Linked DNA regions of Homo sapiens: region 1 is linked to region 2. Evidence: chromatin loops called from intact Hi-C (ENCODE). Cell type or tissue: IMR-90. All regions are shown on one strand. Each heading gives the region's core, and the rest is flanking DNA. Links, peaks and the distances in the headings are about the cores only.

The links. A loop is a pair of places that touch in the nucleus more often than their neighbours do. Peaks named below come from ENCODE experiments on the same cell type or tissue, not always from the same donor. Only the 100,000 strongest peaks of a DNase experiment are listed, where the experiment ranks them.
Region 1: it touches region 2 in a loop (2.3-fold over the local background); 1 of 110 quality-filtered maps calls a loop at or near these places.

The regions. Positions count from the first base shown.
Region 1 is chr15:87,608,221-87,611,138 of GRCh38, reverse strand. The region is part of intron 1 of LOC102724465 (a long non-coding RNA gene); the gene reads left to right. Among named protein-coding and RNA genes, the nearest start is that of LINC00052, 33 kb to the right of the region's middle. In IMR-90, for the core only: no CTCF peak of the experiment used is centred there; a DNase peak (open chromatin) is centred at 1,488.
Region 2 is chr15:87,876,208-87,879,125 of GRCh38, reverse strand. NTRK3 (neurotrophic receptor tyrosine kinase 3) reads left to right here. Exons shown (of 20, transcript NM_001012338.3): 20 at 2,006-2,918. The coding sequence ends at 2,191. Among named protein-coding and RNA genes, the nearest start is that of MIR11181, 69 kb to the left of the region's middle. In IMR-90, for the core only: no CTCF peak of the experiment used is centred there; a DNase peak (open chromatin) is centred at 1,485.

The sequences.
Region 1 (2,918 bases), core at 99-2,598, 270 kb after region 2:
ATCAATTAATACATCATTTGATCAGCAAATATTAATGTTCCATATGAAACAGCAACAACAAACAAGAGTATAAGGCAGGGAACTTGCCCTCAGGGAACTTCTACAAATTTCTGAGAGATGCAAGATAGAAAATTAGAAGAGATGTCACAAGGCAAGACATGTATATTTAGTGCCATGCCATCACTGGGTTGATTACCTCTTGGTTACTTTTAACTTGATTTCCCCAAGCTCTTATTACTTTACTCTTTCTGCTCCCCCACTTCCTCCTCCCTTCCTTTTGTGTCTGGCAGTATCATTGGCTCCTCCCCATTCTCCTGTTAATATTGAACCATAGTGTCTTTCTACCACCTTCCATTCTACTCATGTAGCTGTTAAAGGTACACATACATCTCAAAGCTGTGGTGACAAATATGAGAAAATGAAATTGAAGGGCTGATTTCAAAAGAAATGAAGGCCAGAATAACCCAGAGTAAAAAAAAGGTCGTAGCATTAGGTCATAGCAGCCAGAAGCAGCCCATGCAGGAAAAAAAATCGTTGGAGCGCAAGGGTGGTTGAAAAGAGAACTTGAAATAAGCATTTATATTTATCTTTGTTAACGGCCGGAGAGTGCAAGGGTTCTGGAGAGGGCCAGCACTATCACTGCAATGTACGGAAGCTGAGTCACCATTTCGGCATAGGGATCGTTTTTTAAAACTGATAAGGAAGGGTTTGTGAATGACTTCTGTTTCTGAATCAGAATTAGAAATTAGAAAGGGTGCATAGTTATTACTATTCACATGGTAATAGCAATCACATATGCGTGGTAATTAGGTTGTCAATTTGGCATTAGCAGGTAAGAAAAAGGGTAAACTTGCTGGGGTGCGTTAGACTACAGTTGGGGCAACAGAAGCTGAATGTAGAGTACAAATCATTCCTGTGCCTCACTAGGGATGCCCCTGCCAAAGGGGAAGGGAAGCCCGGGCCTGACAGGCATGGGATCCTGGGACAAGGGCCACTCAGTCAGGACCCATCACACACCAAGAAGGCTCATTCCCAATCTCTTTCTCTCACTCACTCTCTCTGGCTCAACAGTGACCCCTCTTTTCAAATATATGTCTTCTTCCTGTTCCACTCTACTCTCTATAGCCCGGTTTCCTTGGTCTCCTCTTATTTTTCTGCTCTCATTCCCAATCTCTTTCTCTCTCACTCACTGTCTCCGGCTTGGTAGTGATCCCTATTTTTAAAAATGTGTTAAATATATGTTTTGCTGCAGTTCCACTTTCCTTTCTATAGCCTGGTTCCCTTGGTCTCCTCTTATTTTTCTGCTCTCTTAAATCTTCAGTACACACAGGGCGTTGCTTTTCTTGGTGCTGACTGCAGCTCTAATTCTACATAACCCTTGGACTAGCATCTCTGCAACTGGGTGGGTCAATTCCCCAGTGATCCAATCACAAATCCCCAGACAAATTTGCAGAGTCACAGCTTATGGAAAATTTAGGCTCTGAAGTCTGCTTGTGAGACAAAAAGTAGACTTGGCAAATCTCTTTAGAAGCACTTCACTGGAAACTGACACATTGCTTCTTAGTGAGTCAGATCCAGCTGTGTTATCCTCTAGTATTGGGCTAGCATGATTTCCTGAGTATGAGATGAAATTGTTAGTTTCCCTTTAGTAGGCAAAGTTTATGAAACACGGGCATTGTAAACAGGAGCAGGACCCTTAGCTTGGTGAGATGCCTGTATTCTCAGAGGTGCTTAGAAAACAACACAGACTTGGGGGGGAACAGTGTGTTCATATCAGCTATATCTCCTTAATGAATGGGATGGTGCTAGGAATCTCCTATGCAACTACAATTATTTTTCTTTTTCTGTGTCTCCCTCCACCTTAATGTACACATTTGCATACCTTAATGTGATGTGAGTCCACTCTAATGGACTCCATTTACTCAGGAGTCTACCTTGTGGCTGAGCAAAATGAAGGTGAGCGCTCAGAGGCCTGGCAGATGATTCAGCAGTGAATCAAAAAGGAGAGGTTCACAGACAGGTTGGAAATGGGGAGCAGCACCCCACATAAACCTCTTAGAATGATGCCAGGAGAGTTTTTATTAGGGGATAATGAAGTCTGACTTTGTGGATACCAAGTGACTACTAGCAGATAGATTCTTCTAAGGGTGATGAGTTGGGGGTGGGGGTGAGTGATTATCCTAATTGTTCTTATTCTTAAAACAGACTAAGAACGCTTATACCTGGCCTCTTTTCCACTCTCAAAAGCCAGTTTCTCAGAATTCAAACTAATAACTGTGTGTAAGTTTAGATAAGTAGAAGTCTCATGTAAGGCTATTCAGCACAGCAACTGTGAATCCAGATGCTGAGGTTGGATAGACCTGACTGCCACATGCGCTGTAATTTTAGACAAATTGTTTAACCTTTCAAAGCCTCAGATTTTCCACTATAAAGTGGGCATTGTTAAGACTTACCATCCAGTGGTCTTGCAAGGATTAAGTGAGATAATGCACAATTCCTGGCACATCATACATGACAGTATGCATCAGAGTTCATAGAAACTAATTTGAGCCTTGGCGTCTGTGATGGTCTTTGGAAAATAAGGAAGAGGACAGGAGACAGGCAGATGGTTCAGGAGACCGGGCAGGACAACGTTTGTGATGTGCTTCTCTGTGCAGTTTCACTGGCCCTGTGCTCAGAAGGTCTTATCAGGCAGGACATGCCATAAGTTTAAAGGGCCGCCAGGGGCCCATCTGAGGCTAAACCTTTCTTTGTGCAAAGTTAATCCCTGACAGCATAGAAAAGCAATGAGAAAAAATTGCCAAAGGAAAAAAAATGTGACTTAGTGAGTGATGGAAATAGAAAGGGGTGGGGGGAAGTAAGAGAAAAGCAACAGCTCTCCAAGGACTCCAAGGAGGGAGCTGGAAAAGTGTGGTACA
Region 2 (2,918 bases), core at 91-2,590:
AACGTGTACTATCTCATGATTCACAAGCTCAGTGGGGCCTGACCACATTTCCCAAAGTAGAACAAAATATTTTAACAATCTTTTAAAATAATGAAAGTATATATACTAGAACCCATTTGTTATGGTGTTTAAGAAATTGTTACTGTTTTCGCAGGGGAGGAAGGGTTAGGAACACACACACACACACACACACACACACACACACACACACACACACACCATGCATGCACCTGAACACTGCCTCCTTGTAGTTTGGTGGCCCCAGTAAACAGAGGTTCTGGGCTGAGGTTGCTATTGGTCTTAACAGAAGACTCAGCATCTGTTCTTGAGCTGGCTCATAGCAGCTAACAGGGTGTTTGCAGTTTCTTCTAAGACTCACAGAGGCATTGGCCTTAAAGGCAGGCTTTCTGCCCTCAGCCACTTCCCCCACTCCACCCACCATAGCAGCCACATACTGACAGTCTCTGATCATCGGTTTCTCCATGGAAATCAACAAACCTGGATAGTCCAACATTAGAAGAGACACTCCCAGGTGCCTTTGATCTTGGCATTAGCAGCTGCTACTGTAGTTCGAACTGAATCCCTTTTCCTGGAGGTGAAGGTAATGGAGGGTGGAAATGGGTCTCTAATATGAATGGGGAATATAAGCAGCTGGAGACTTATCAGGCTGGTAAAGAAATGAGCCAAGGGGCCATCGTAAACTCCAGGGTGAATATAACCAGGCGGATGCTGACACAGTGATGGTTTGACCAGCCCTCCCAAAGTCAGCGTGACATGAGACAATACTGGAAACAAGGCACTGTTGAGCAGTGTAGGGACATGCAAAGGAGAAAAAAGACAGTGCTTTTACCTAATTAGATACAGACTAATGGTGGCAGAGAAGGGAAATAATATTTGTTCAGCTGCTGAGCTAGAGATTATTCTTTGTATTTTTATCATTATGACCAATCTTTAAATGCAGAAACTGAAGTTCGGGGTCAGTGACTTGACCAAAGTTATGCAGTGGTAGAGTTAGGGAGAAGTGAAAACCAACCTAAAAACTAGACAATGAAGCCTTGAAAATGCATATATTCAGTGTCAGTAAAGAATTATCTTTGAGGAATTGGAAATGCATTGCAAATTATACACTTGGGTCTCAAGTGGCCTGCTGGGGTTGGCCAGGCATGCATTACTTGTTTTCTTCCTACTCCTCCTTATGGCTTCTCCTTCAGTATGTTGGGCCATACAGTCCCTTTTCGTGGTCTCATTTCATCCTTACAACACTCCTGGGGGTGGTTAAGGCAGACATTTGATTCCATCTTACAGATGGACATGCTGAGATCCTGAGGTTAACAGACTTGAACTGGCCACCCAGAAGGCAGTGGTGAATCAAGCAGTTAGTCCTATTGTTAAGGACTTTAAGAGAAACTGGAAGCATGGTTTAGTGCAAGCAGCAGGGAAGGATGGGTCTTGCTGCAAAAGGGTCCTATGTAATGACTCAGAGGCAAGTGTGGTGACGTGCACAGAGTCTGCAACTGGGAGCCTGCCAGGAATGAGAGATAAGAGGAGATAGGCATGCAGGGGCCAGAGGGTGCAGAGCTCCTTCATGGCAGTTTCAAAGTGAGGCAGGCTCATGAAAGGGGGAGGGACAGGTCAGAAGCCCATGTCCACTATCAAGTGAAAAATGAATGCAGCTCAGTCATCCTGATGAGATTCAGGACTAGAGAAGAAAAGTGAGGTAAAAGAGAAGAGAGTATGGGGAGTCAATGGTCAATGTGGGCCTGGCCCAAGAAGTGGAGTATGAAGGGCAGCAGAGGACTCCACCAGCCACTGCTGCTCACTGCACTGTGCACCAGACAGACAAATATACCAGTGCTGTATACAGCCTAGCCTTTAGCTTGTGCTTGTGAGAGCCTCGGCTCTGCATAGAAACTAATCCGGGAAGTTGTTGCTTTTTGCCGAGTCTGAGCCACAGGACCAAGGCTGAGCTTTGGGTGTAACTTCCTTGTTCTTCTCACTCTTTCAGGTCATTGAGTGCATTACCCAAGGTCGTGTTTTGGAGCGGCCCCGAGTCTGCCCCAAAGAGGTGTACGATGTCATGCTGGGGTGCTGGCAGAGGGAACCACAGCAGCGGTTGAACATCAAGGAGATCTACAAAATCCTCCATGCTTTGGGGAAGGCCACCCCAATCTACCTGGACATTCTTGGCTAGTGGTGGCTGGTGGTCATGAATTCATACTCTGTTGCCTCCTCTCTCCCTGCCTCACATCTCCCTTCCACCTCACAACTCCTTCCATCCTTGACTGAAGCGAACATCTTCATATAAACTCAAGTGCCTGCTACACATACAACACTGAAAAAAGGAAAAAAAAAGAAAGAAAAAAAAACCCTGTAAGGCAGTTTGGCAAATATATATATATATATATATATTTATATATCTAACTATCTATCAATCTATATCTACAGAGAGTTACCTTCTCTAGTACACAGAGAAGCTGCTGATACAGAAAACCACAAGACTTTAACAACTCAGAAACTCTAAAATATTAATAATACAAAGGAAAATTCCCTTTGACTTAAGCTGTGGCCCATGCTTCTAATGCTACGGCTCTTTGGAGCAGAAGACCTGGACCATGCAGAGAGACAATCTTTGGGATGAGAGCTCTGGGACGGGAGGAGTTAAGGTGGTGCTCAGTCGCTGCTGTGTGTGTCTGTTACCCCGGAAGCTCACCACAGGCACATGTGGGGACTGCATGGCTGTGCTCAGCAAAGAAATGATGCCTGAGCAGGGTCCTTGCCTCCACTTCTTCCCCATTTCCTCCACTTCAGGACAATGTTCTAATTTGTCCATTCTAAAAAGTGTAATCTTGATGCTTTTGGGAATCAATGATGGCACCTACGGGTAAACACAGAACAGACAACCCCACAACACAAAACCA